Linked DNA regions of Homo sapiens: regions 1 and 3 are each linked to region 2. Evidence: chromatin contacts called from ENCODE Hi-C or POLR2A ChIA-PET data. All regions are on one chromosome and are shown on one strand. Each heading gives the region's core, a stretch centred on a gene start or an enhancer-like site at or near the end of the contact. The rest is flanking DNA. Distances are from core to core; before and after follow the strand shown.

Evidence for each region. A loop is a pair of places that touch in the nucleus more often than their neighbours do. ChIA-PET counts read pairs that join two places held with the same protein, here RNA polymerase II (POLR2A). Pooled maps may share reads with other maps.
Region 1: a pooled map shows a loop between it and region 2 (3-fold over the local background). The contact joins the promoter of CHMP6 here to the enhancer-like site in region 2. A Hi-C loop is called at or near these places in 4 of 37 single-sample maps with no recorded cell type and 2 of 50 pooled maps. POLR2A ChIA-PET finds 5 or more read pairs at or near these places in 2 of 52 experiments (B cell and activated CD8-positive, alpha-beta memory T cell).
Region 3: a loop to region 2 is called in a pooled map, with 5 times the contacts of the local background. The contact joins two enhancer-like sites. A Hi-C loop is called at or near these places in 4 of 50 pooled maps. POLR2A ChIA-PET finds 5 or more read pairs at or near these places in 2 of 52 experiments (CD4-positive, alpha-beta memory T cell and activated CD4-positive, alpha-beta T cell).

What each region holds. Positions count from the first base shown.
Region 1 is chr17:80,990,472-80,994,891 of GRCh38, forward strand. It overlaps CHMP6 (charged multivesicular body protein 6), which reads left to right and starts at 1,370. Exons shown (of 8, transcript NM_024591.5): 1 at 1,370-1,510; 2 at 4,110-4,219. The coding sequence starts at 1,448. RefSeq lists silencers at 1,263-1,592, 1,723-1,872, 1,883-2,072.
Region 2 is chr17:80,831,784-80,835,869 of GRCh38, forward strand. The region is part of intron 9 of RPTOR (regulatory associated protein of MTOR complex 1); the gene reads left to right. Among named protein-coding and RNA genes, the nearest start is that of CHMP6, 160 kb to the right of the region's middle. RefSeq lists enhancers at 63-835, 1,302-1,611, 2,381-3,152 and a silencer at 1,440-1,656. Within about 2 kb of position 1,493, at least 41 of the 41 ENCODE cell types and tissues checked have a DNase peak (open chromatin) inside an H3K27ac peak, as active enhancers do; they include B cell, where a contact is called at or near this core.
Region 3 is chr17:80,648,105-80,652,136 of GRCh38, forward strand. The region is part of intron 3 of RPTOR (regulatory associated protein of MTOR complex 1); the gene reads left to right. Among named protein-coding and RNA genes, the nearest start is that of RPTOR, 110 kb to the left of the region's middle. Within about 2 kb of position 1,772, at least 10 of the 41 ENCODE cell types and tissues checked have a DNase peak (open chromatin) inside an H3K27ac peak, as active enhancers do.

The sequences.
Region 1 (4,420 bases), core at 120-2,619, 160 kb after region 2:
GGCGGTGGGGGGATCCCTAGCCAAGGATCACGCCTTCCTCTACCCAGCTCTTCCTTCCCCCTTCATGAGGAGCAGGGAGTAGCAAGTCTTTTTTTTTTTTTTCCTCAACGTCCCCATGGACACCAAGGAAAAAAGTACTTCAGATGTCTTGGTGAGACAAATCAGAGGGTGGGAGATGAACCCCACAAAAATTCAGGGGCCCCCTCACCTCAGTGAAGGTTCTGGAGTCCAGAGGTTTGGAACAGGTGATAATTATTCTCCTTTTGATGTTATTTGTTATATTTTTTGTAGAGACGGGGGTCTTGCTATGTTGCCAGGCTGGTCTTGAACTCCTGGCCTCAAGCCATCCTCAGCTGAGTGCTTTTCTTTGACACTTAGTGAATGCTCAGGAACCACAGTCAGGATACTCAGGCGGGAACCGGGGTGGCTTCTCCCTTTTACCCTTTATCCCCATTCATGTGTTTCTTAGCCCCCCAGGGAAGAATGCTTCTGTGGGGGACGCAGCCACGATTCCTTGGAAGGAGAAGCTGAGCCCAGCCATGCTGGTCTCCTCCTGGCACTGATCTACAGACAGGGAGCAGCGCAGTGGAAGAGGGAAGATCCCAGGGCTGAAAGGCTGGGTGGAGGGCGCTGCTGGTCGCATTTCAGGGAACATTTTAAAGTGCAAAGCGGGCCGGGTGCGGCGGCTCACGCCTGTCATCCCAGCACTTTGGGAGCCCGAGGTGGGTGGATCAGAAGGTCAGGAGCTCAAGGCCAGCCTGGCCAATATGGTGAAACCCCGTCTCTACTAACAAACATTAGCCGGGTGTGGCAGCAGGCACCTGTAGTCCCAGCTACTCAGGAGGCTGAAGCAGGAAAATCACTTGAACCCGGGAGGCAGAGTTTGTAGTGAGCCGAGATAGCGCCCCTGCACTCCACCCTGGGCGACAGAGCAGGACTCCATCTAAAAAAAAAAAAAAAAAAAAAAGTGCAAAACGTTGGATATCACATCATTAATGCGGCATTTTGTGTTCAGAGCCAGTGGGACAGTGATTCCTGCACAAGATTCCTGAAAGCCTGGGGAGACTGAATTATGTTAATCTAAAAGGATCCCACCTAATTAGGAGATAAGAAATTTTTGCCTTCACCTGCACAGGAAGGGTGCACGGAAACACGTCATTTAGAACATCCCGGGCCCGAACATCGCGGGCCCTAACATCCAGGTATCCGTGCCACTTCTCCGTACCGGTCCAAGGAGGCCGCGGTGTTCGCGGCGGTCGCCGAGACCGGCGGGCTGTGGTTTCGAACCCGCGGCAACGGCGCGCGGCCGGAGGCGGCGCTCGGCCTTCGCGTTCCGCGGCGCCTGGCCCGGCGCGGCCGCCGTAGCGGGAGGACCCGAGCTACGGTGGCCGCGGGGCGGCGGTGGCGATTGGACTTGGTGGGTCCCGGGCCAGGGGCGGGCGCCGCCATGGGTAACCTGTTCGGCCGCAAGAAGCAGAGCCGCGTCACGGAGCAGGACAAGGCCATCCTGGTGAGGGCCCGGGCCCGGGGTCAGGGCTGGGGCCGGGACAGGCGACGGGGCCGGGGCGGGCGGCGGGGCCGGAAGAGCCCCGCGCCCTCGGCCCCCCGCGTTCGGATGGGGAAACTGAGGCGCAGCGCGCAGCCGGGCCCCTCGGTCTCTCCGCCCTGCGTCCCTCCTCGCCCGCGGGGCCTCGGGCCGGGGTCTCCTGCGCGGCGCCGTGGCTGCCGTCTTCCCCGGGGCCCGCGCGTCCGCCTCTGCGAGCCCCGCCGGGGTGGGCGCGGCTGGTGACTGCGGGATTCGACGCCGGCGTTCGGGGCTCGGCCACAGCCTGGCGGCCCGTCCGTGGGGTCCGCGCGGCGCTGGGCTTTCCCTGGCTCTGGGCCCGCGGGAGCAGGTCCCGGCTCTCCCGGAGTCGCTGCCCCCGCCCCCGTCCCGCGGCTCATTTGCCTCCTGGTGCCCTGGGCCGGAGCCCCGGCGGTGCTGCCGGCTTCGCGAGGCAGCGCGGGGCATCCCCTCTCCCTCACCCCATCCAGGCCAGGACTGGAAGGAAGTCTGCCCTGGTCCGAGGAGCGGCCGACAGGTGCGCCGAACGCCTGCCGGGGTCCTGCCGGGGTCCTGCCGGGCTTCCGCAGCGCCTGGGTACGGGACCACCGTGTTTGGCGCGTTTGTTTGCGGCGACTCCAGACTGACCCCCCGGGGCACAGCCGGGCCGGTGGTGGTGCCTTTTCCCATGTGAAAGTTAGCTTCTGTAGGAGGAGGAATCGCCTGGCATGTCAGGGACAGGGCGGGTTAAGAATAGTCCATTTTTGTAACGAGATAAACGTGTCACGAAAGAGACCCCGAAATGAAAGCAGGGCTAGCTTTTTCGGATGCTTTCTTTTCTAAATTTTGTGCAACAGAAATAGGTTAATTTTATACTAAAAGAGAAGCGAATGTAAATGAAAGAGGGAATCTTACGTTGGCATCTGAGTCCATAAGCTGTGAAAAGAAACAACGGGCACATTTGTCCCTAGAGAAGATGGGCACAGCGCTGGGCACCGTCCCGAGCTGCCTGCAAGACAGCTGGACCCAGCCTCCATCGTCCACCTTCCACCTACCCTGCCAGCCCCAAGGCACTCCCTCCCCTCTCTTTAAGGACTCAGCTCCGGTTTCTCTTCAAGCACAGCTTTCCACTTGCCAAGGGTCACTGTGGGCTCTCGGCTGTGCAGACCCGTGTTGCGGGCTGCCGTAGGTCTCCCTGGGATTTTGGGTGCTTGGGAACAGCATCCTTAGCACACACTAGCACAAATGATTGCTTTTTTTTTTCTGTTTTTCTAGGATAACAGGTGTTCCCCACGTGGCCTGTGACCCTCCACTGAGACCTTGTTTTACAGGGGGGCAGCCTGGCCACACCTGCCTGCCTTTGGCCCCTGGGTCTCCCCAGCAGTGGGGCTGGGCAGGGGGCACCTTTCACTGTAGCAACGAGAGGACCCACAGGCCTTGGCACGGCGAGGGGGAGACTCCGTGGGTGGAGGGAACCGGGAATGAGCCCTCTCAGGTAGAGGGAGCACTGGCTTCCCATGCGGAGTCTTAAAGAGGCACACAGGCCCTGACTGAGCTAATTCTCCTCAGCCTCCTGCCTTAAGGCCATAATCCCTGTGCCTGCACGGGCTCAGCATTGTCTGAAGTGATGACGTTTGGAAAACTTAAGGACCTGATAGAGCAGGACTGGCTGAAGTTCCTCAGTGGCCGAGTGCCCTCTCTGGGACGGCACACAGATGAGAGGCGGTCAGCGGGGCCGAGTGGGTGTCCCTGCAGCCGGATGGTTGGCAAAGGGGCAGGGAAGCCACAGGCATCTCATGCGGCTGAAGCGCAAGGAGAGAAGCCGGGGGGATGTCTGAGCCCTGTCCTGGCCGTGTGGCTGGTGGCACTTGGGTACTCGCCACCTGCATGTTCTTGAGTCGGAACTTTTTTTTTTTGAGATGGAGTCTCACTCTGTCACCCAGGCTGGAACACAGTGGCATACTCTCGGCTCACTGCAAGCTCTGCCTCCCGGGTTCACGCTGTTCTCCTGCCTCAGCCTCCCAGGTAGCTGGGACTACAGGCACCGCCACCACACCCGGCTAATATTTTTATGTATTTTTAGTAGAGACGGGGTTTCACCATGTTAGCCAGGATGGTCTCGATCTCCTGACCTCGTGCTCCGCCCGCCTCGGCCTCCCAAAGTGCTGGGATTACAGGCGTGAGCCACTGCGCCCAGCCGAGTCCAAACCTTTGAGGTCCTGGCAGCTGCTCCCTGACCTGAGCCTAGAGTGCTTGTACCGCTGGCAGGCAGCCTCGAGGGTGGACCCACAGCAATGCCACGGTGGTCTTCCCCATCCCTGTGATGGGCTGTGGAGTCCGGGTGACCCTCTGGTGGGGCCGCCTCTTGTGTGGCAGGATGTGGAGCTGAGTCCCTGGCTTCCACCCCCAGACGTGTCCAGACAGCACCACCTGTCCCCTGGAAGGCAACCCTGCCCCATGAAGGACACTCACGGAGGGCCGCCCGGCCTCCATGCCTGGCGCTCAGTAGCGTGGCCAGGGCTCCCAGTGTGGGCTCGGTGACGCCAGGCCCTCTCTCTCTTGGCAGCAACTGAAGCAGCAGCGGGACAAGCTGAGGCAGTACCAGAAGAGGATCGCCCAGCAGCTGGAGCGCGAGCGCGCCCTGGCCCGGCAGCTGCTGCGGGACGGCAGGAAGGAGTGAGTGGGGCCCGGGCAGCGTGGGCACCCTGTCGGCTGGGGTGGGGGGCCCGGGCAGCGTGGGCACCCTGTCGGCTGGGGTGGGGGGCCCGGGCAGCGTGGGCACCCTGTCGGCTGGGGTGGGGGGCCCGGGCAGCGTGGGCACCCTGTCGGCTGGGGTGGGGGGCCCGGGCAGCGTGGGCACCCTGTCGGCTGGGGTGG
Region 2 (4,086 bases), core at 243-2,742:
TCCCTGTGTGTCACCGTGTATCCCTGTGTGTCACCATGTATCCCTGTGTGTCACTGTGTATCCCTGTGTGTGCCTGTATGTCACCGTGTATCCCTGTGTATCACTGTGCACACAGTAAAATTTAACAAGAAGCCAGTCCATTCCACCATGTTACCATGTTGCAGATTTAGGGAGGCGTAACCACACAGACTTGGTACTGGTCTTGATTGTGGAGGGCCTTTATGCTGAGCCAGAGATGAGGAAGATGTTGGTGCCTGGCTATAAGGGCTTGAGCCAGGTGGATACGGAGGGCATGCAGCCAACACCGCTCTTGAGACACCGGCTGGGTTAGTGTGGAAAAACTCCATTGAATGGTTTGCCTTTCTCCCTGGAGGTAGTTAGGTGTACTAGTTGAAACACCCATTCATTGGGAACCCGTGATCCAGGGGCTTTACAAATGGGCATGTGTGAGCATAGGCAGCATAGGCTGCCGTGGCCCCAGGTGTCAGGGTGCAGGCGGCTCCTGTCTTGGAGGCTTCCATCCCCCGTGGAAGCTCGTGCTGGCCACTGGAGCAACATTCCCGCAGGTGGGAAGGCCGCGAGGAGTGGACGAGGCAGCTCAGGCCTGGGGGACAGACTTGGAGCTCACATGCCCATCGCCCCCCTGTCCTGTGGCAGTGTCTGGTCCAGCCTCATCCAGGGAGGGAGGGAATGTGGCCTCCACCTTGAGTGGCATGTCCCAGCTCCAATGCTGTTCCTTAACAAGGGCAGGGAGGGAGGCACAAAGGAGTGAGGAGTGGTTTCAGACGCTCAGACGGAGAACATTCGGCTCAGAAACAGAATCGTGCTCTCCTCTGTTACTAGATTTTGCCAACTGCAACTGAGGACTGAGCTGCTGTGGAGGTGGGCTCCTCACCATGGGAGCATCACCGGGGGCTCTGCAGGGCTGTCTGCCACGAAAACAATGCCCAGAGCTCTCTCCTCCCCTCATCAATAGACCAAAGTGTGTACATCCCCAGGGAGCACACAGGAAAGATAGCAGAAAAGAGCATTTGGAATAAATAATGTACAATCTAGCTATTATACTCCTTGGGTGGTGATGGAGAGGTTGAATTTTTAGCAAGAGGAAAGAGGGAACAAAGCCTAACAAACATTGAGGTTAAAACATGAAGTCATCTGCATTTACACTTTGCTTCAGGCCGCGGCAGTAATGAATACTCAGAGCCGGCTTTCTGTTTAATGTTTGATGCAAAGTCACCGGGGAGTCATTCTCCTTCACTTTCAATTTCAGGGGTCCTGAAACCCTGCGTTTCTCTGCGGTAATAACCCGTGCTTTCCGTTCCCGGGGCGGGCGCGCTCTGACTGATCAGCGCAGATGGAGGCTGTGCGGACTTGGACTTGGACGGTTTTCCTCCAGCCCACCTCCTGGGCACCCGCCATCTCAGGGCTGTTTCCTGAAAACCCAGCTCTTGCCTGGATGACATGTTTTCCAGGCGAGTGACTCATCAGAACAGCCAACAGCTTAGAAAGTCCCTCTGCCCCCAGCTGCTGGGGGGGAGGAGCCCACGATGCAGATGAGCTGGTCACAGCTAATCACAGCCTCCTCCCCTCAGATCTGCACTCCAGCACTCCAGCCCTGCTTCTCCAGGCAGCTTGATCGCAGGCTGTGGGAAGTGCTAATCCAGACACCTTCCCGGTCCCCTCCCACCTTCTGCTGTCGTGTGCTGCCAAACCTCACAGGGCTGGCTGCTGCCGCCGAAGCCCACCACCATGGCCTCTCGTGTGTACGTAGGACCCACTTTCCCACTTGTCTTTAGCTGGGAATCCCAAATTAGAGCTGCAAGTGTGTGTTGATTTTACCGTAGAAAATGCAGCCAGTTTTAATCAACAGATAAATGTTCATTAGAGAATACCGTTGTTCTGCTGTTTAAAAGGTTGCCGTGCAGGCCGGGTGCAATGGCTCACGCCTGTAATCCCAGCACTTTGGGAGGCCACGGCAGGCAGATCACCTGAGGTCAGGAGTTCGAGACCCGCCTGACCAACATGGTGAAACCCCGTCTCTACTAAAAATACAAAAATTAGCCAGGCGTGTGGCACATTCCTGTAATCCCAGCTACTCAGGAGACCGAGGCAGGAGAATCACTTGAACCCGGGAGGCGGAGGTTGCAGTGAGCCAAGATCGCACCACTGCGCTCCAGCATAGGTGACAGAGTGAGACTCCGTCTCAAAAAACAAAACAAAACAAAAGGTTGCCATGCGATTTTAGAATTTAATGGGTAATCTGGCCCTGTAATTTGGTTAAATAAATAAATAAATAAACCACCCACGGCCCCGAGAGGGCCTCTGGCTTGCTCAGCAGGCGGTGCCAGGGTGCAAGCTCCTCCCAGTACCTCCGTCTTCCCTGCCTTGCTCTGAGTGGGGCTGTCCTTCGGGCCCAGGCCGAGCTGTGGCTTGAGGTTCAGGGCCGCTTCACTGTGTGCTGATAATCGGGTTCCAGCGCTTGTCTTTCAGCGGTTTGTAGGCGTTCTTTTACATCCTTTCTTCTCATTAGTACTTGAACAAAGTTATTTTCCTCCTCTCATGTAGACAGCTCTGCCTCGAGTCCACAGCCCTGGGTAGCCGGACGGCCCCGAGCAGCCTCCGTGCATCGTCTGGGCGCCGAGCCACAGCCCTTCCTCCTGGGCTTTGTGTCATCCCCGCAGCCTCCTGAGCCTCTGTGCATCAGTGAAACCAGAACCATCTGGGGCTGCTTTTCTGGTCTGAAATGTGGAGCTGGGTCAGTCCCCGCCTCCCACCCCGGGGCTGGATCCAAGTGGGCCCCCAGCCTTTTAGGAGCACATGTCCCACTGCAGCAACATGGGTCACGTGTCCGAGAGAGATTGTCACCCGTGGCTCTGACACAGCTTTGCTGGGCGGCATCCTGTCCGGTGTGCTGAGCGATGTCTCCAGTGCAGTTCAGGCCTTCAACACCAAGCGAGGGCCTTGGAGAACGTGCGAATAGGCTTTCCGGGAGGCATGGTTCCAAAGGCGCCTTGCCCAGCACTGACCGAGGCCACACCAGGTGCCACGCTGGTCTGCTCGGCCCACGGCCCGGACACCCTCTCTGCCCTCCTCTCGCCTCCACCTCCCCTAACTTGCACACACTTTCTTCTAACTCCTGAAGCAGAAACTTTTTATTTGATTAAATTCGAGGAATCTTTATAGAGTTTAATTGCAATAATTGACTTTGCTTCTGTCTTAACAAAGAGTAAAATCTCCCTCAATGCTGCTGAATACCATTTGCCTGCAGCTGGGGATTTACTGGGCATATGGGAGCTATTTATTGCACGTACTTTGAGGCCTTTTGATTATCTCCTGATTGCTTCTTAACTCTGTTGGCAGGGGAAGGGCATGTTTGTGCAAAGAGGGCCAGTCTTGGGAAAATTGAAATATATTTCATATATTTGAAAGTGAAAAATTGCTCTTTAGTCCCTTTGTTCATCTTAAACTTTTACTTTTTTTTCTGGATTTTAACATTTTTCATTCTCATTTTGGTCCTTTACTAAGACATTGAGAAAATATGCCCTTTGACACGGCAGCACGGAGTGTCATTAACCTAAAAAATAACACAGAGTCCTCGAGTCTCTTAGAAAATTACCCAGGAGAAGAGAGCGCAGTGCTAGAAGCAGAATCCAGTATACTGATCATCACTCGGTTTCCACAAGGAACATATTTCTAGCAGAAAGGGAGAGTAGGGCTGAAGGGATTGCTGTCCTTCCTCCATCCCTACGACGAAGGTTGAGTGTCCCTAATTCAAAAATCCAAAATGTTCCAAAATCCGAAACTCTGTGAGGGCCACCACGCTGCCACAGGTGGACAGTTCCCCTCCCGACCTTGCGGGCGCAAACTTTGTTTCATGCACAAAATTGTGTAAAATTCGCTTCAGGCTGTGTGTGTAAGAGGTATATGAAACATACATGGAGTTTACTCTTAGACTTGGGTCCCATCCCCTGATATCTCATTATGTATATGCAAATATTCCAAAACCTGAAAATATCGGAAACCCAAAACACTTCCGGTCCCAGGCATTTTAGAGAAGAGATACTCAACCTGTATCCGCGGAGATCA
Region 3 (4,032 bases), core at 522-3,021, 180 kb before region 2:
ATTAGCCCAGTAGAAATTGTTATTGCATTTTAATGTAAATGACAGTCATCCTTTCGTGGTATTGATAATAGAGTTGTTTGTGTGCTTTTATGAGATGCTTTGAATGAACCGAAGCTGATGACTATACCTCCTGTTGGGAGGAGGGGGTTTGGGGAGCAAGGGGGTTGAGAAGGCCAGTGGTGGGCAGTTTTGGTTCTACTTAACAGGTGTGTCTTTTGGATTTTAGGCACAAGTGTTATTTGCAGAACTGAATGTTTATGTGTAATTCCATGTTGTTTAGGGGTTTGGAGTGAGGATAATTGGAATCCAGGCATCTTCTCCTTGTCCCTGAATGGGGCTGCTGCTTGACCTGTCCACCTCACAGGGAGTGTCATGTGGCCATGTGTGACAAACTGTGAAACCCTTGGTATTGAGTGCTCACACTGCTAGGTGTGGTGGGAGGCGCCTAGTCAGGCAGCCGGGTTGGCTTTGGGGAGCACTGCATGGATGGCTTCTAAGATCCACTTGTCTTCTTTCCCCTGGGATGATTAGACAGGCCTCTGCTTTGTGGGCAAAGCAATTGGTATCAGCACAAGTCACTCGCTTCCTTGTGCCCCCCACCCCCAAATGTTTTGGAATGAATTTTATAGATGGATGCTGATATGGCTTGGCTGTGTCCCCACCCAGATCTCATCTTGAATTGTCACTCCCACAATTCCCACGTGCCATAGGGGGAACCCAGTGGGAGGTAATCGAATCATAGGGGCGGGTCTTTCCTGTGCTGTTGTCCGTAGTGAACAAGTCTCACGTCCCTGCACGAGCTCTCTCTTGCCTGCCACCATCCATGTAAGATGTGACTTGCGCCTCCTTACCTTCCGCCATGATTGTGAGACCTTCACAGCCATGTGGAACTATAAGTCTATTAAACCTCTTTCTTTTGTAAATTGCCCAGTCTTGGTTATGTCTTTATCAGCAGCATGAAAATGGGCTAATACAGATGCAGTCAAGACGCATAAATCAGTGGGTTCTACCTTTTCTTAGGATTTTCAGGCTCAGATATGGATAATCGGGGAAGAAGCAGCTAAGTTGCCCTAGGACAGTACTCCACACCTGGAGGTGCTCCAAAGCTATTCATGGAACAGCCCAAGGTGGACCGTTACTCGCTGTGACTCCTGCTTGGGGCATTCACGTTGCGACATTAGTTCCAAATTGACAGTCCAGTTCAGCTGGTGAAAATGGCCCTATAATTGCGATTGGCAGCATCCCTTGGCGTGCGGCCCTGATGCCATTACCATTCCATCATCCATCCCGTCTTGCTGTCTGCCCTGCCGCCAGCCCTCCCTCCTCCTGCCCAAACTCACCTGACTTTCTTCTCTGTGGGTCCTAAGGTTGGGCTTCATCCACCTTGAGTTTCTGTGACAAGCTGCCAGTGAGGACTCATGGGCAAAGGCAGAACTGTGGGTGGATGGCTCACAGCTTGCATAATTCAGTACCTGGTGTGAAGCACTTTGCCTGTGTACTCATTAAATTTGCAGGACGGTACAGACAATATCTTCTGGTGGTCTTGGGGTTAACTGTGGTGCTTTGACAGTTTCACTTAACTGCTTACTGCCCAGAAAGTTAAGAACTGTTCCTATGATCAATGTTTTTACTTATATTTTTGCCTTGGCCTCAGCAGTGCTCTCCCACTTCGTCTTCCCTCCTTTCTAGTGCTTCTCGCCTGAAAGCTTTTCCACGTGCGTGCCGTGTTCAGTGAGAACTCTGATTCATGCTCTTCAGCCAGAAGCCTTCGTAGTCAGCCCTGCCCACGCACTTCCTGCCTTGCCCTGTCCCCAGAGGCCATGGTATTGGAAGCAGCTTCCTGGAAGCAAGCTTAGATTATGCGAAGCAGTTTATTCCGGACTCTTTAGACCAATTGCACCAGAGCATAAAGGTGTTGTCACCTACTGCTATCCCTCCGAATACCTTAGTGACATGACCTATAAATTCTTTTAGGCACACCAAAGACATTACAGAAAGAAGAATGAAAGAAAGGCATGGTTCTGCAGCCTCCTGGAGGATGGCAGCCTGTTGTGACTAGACTCCTCAGGGTTTCAGTCCATTAGAGCTGGTCCCAGAGGGGACCCCTGCTGGCCAGCCCTGTGTTGGACTCTTGCTCTCCGAGGCCACCTAGGGGATTCACTAGAGAGCCCATTTGGGATTGAAGAGCACGCGTGTTGACTAGAGTGGGTTGCAGCATGGGCCGCAGCCTGTTTAAACACTGCCTAGGGAAGATTGGTGGAGTCCGCCTCCTCCCTTCTGCCTCGTAGGTCCGCAGAGTCGTGCTGGGCTCACCGCTCCTTCCCTTTCTGGGCGGGAGCGCCCCTCTCACTGGTAGGGGAGCTCCCTGGGAAATGTGGTCTCCTTTCTACCAGTGCACTGAGGGGTGGGGTGGGGAGAGCTTAACTGTGGAAAGAATGCGAACTGGTTTAGTTCTGGCTTTGCCACTTCTTAGAAATGTAACTCTGGACAAATTACTATTTAAACTTTTAAAATTTGTACATGCAAATGAGAGTTAATGGACAGAATAAAAGTATATAAAGCATTTGCACCAGGGAGGCCATGGTGGTTGGTCATCAGATCCTTACTTCCCATCCCTTTCTGTCCCTTATCCCTTCCTCTCCCTCATGGTTGAGGTGGTGGAGGCCCCTCCCAGAACATTCTGCCCAGGAGTCTTGCTGCCTTAAGCCCCTCCCCATCCTGCCTTATCTCTGGTTTTATCCTCTTGCGGGGATAACTGCATTCCTGACTCTTCCTCTATTAATTGACCTACTTGAAGTGTAATACTTTTAGAGAGAAGTAGGGGCTTAACTCTGTCCTTAACAGGCCTCTCGAGGATATTATCTCTCATCATCATGTTCCCTTTAACAAGGGAGTTGTCTGTGTGTATGACAAATTGCAAATGAGGACCCCCCACCGTCAGGCTGGGGACTAAAACTGTAGCTCAGCTGTTGTCGTTTCACAGATCTCACGTGCCATGTGTGTTTCCTGAGTTAACTTGGGGACCGTGATACAGAGCGATGCGGAGATGGCTCTGAAGGACAGGCAGGTGCCAGGCGAGGGATGGAAGTGCTGCTTCTAAGTCAGAAAGTGGAAGGTGTGATGTGTTAAAGAATGGAAAGCTAAATTTGGAGGTGACGATGAGGAACCCACCGTATGCTCGCCATATGCAACTAGGAAGAGTTGTAAAATCCTGCTCCAGCCAAATTGGAAAGTGCTGATCAAGGGGGAAACGATCAATAACAGATTGGAGGGGGACGGCCACTTCAAAGTGTCTGCGGTACTTGATTTCATTTTGCAGGGGAAACCATATGTCACAGTGGTGTTCATGAATTTGGGTGTTCACAAGGGCTTCTGTACAGCTCCCTCCCAAATGTCCGCGATTTACTTGTTGGTATGACACATAATGGAGATTTTTTTAAAATGGACATACGAAGCACATAACGTCAAGTTCACCATTTTAAAGTGTACAACTTGGCTGGGCGCAGTGGCTCGCGCCTGTAATCCTAGCACTTTGGGAGGCCGAGGTGGGCAGATCACCTGAGGTCAAGAGTTGGAGACCAGCCTGGCCAACATGGTGAAACCTTGTCTCTACTAAAAATATTTAAAAAATGGCCAGGCACGGTGGCTCACGCCTGTAATCCCAGCACTTTGGGAGGCCGAGGCGGGTGGATCGTGAGGTCAGGAGATCGAGACCATGGTGAAACCCTGTCTCTACTAAAAATACAAAAAATTAGCCGGGCGCAGTGGCAGGTGCCTACTGTAGTCCCAGTTACTCAGGAGGCTGAGGCAGGAGAATGGCATGAACCCGGGAGGTGGAGCTTGCAGTGAGCTGAGATCACGCCACTGCACTCCAGCCTGGGGCGACAGCGTGAGACTCCGTCTCAAAAAAAAAAAATTAGCTGGGCGTGGTGGCGGGTGCCTGTAGTCCCAGCTATTCCGGAGGCTGAGGTAAGAGAATCGCTTGAACCTGGGAGGTGGAGGTTGTAGTAAGCCGAGATCACGCCACTGCAC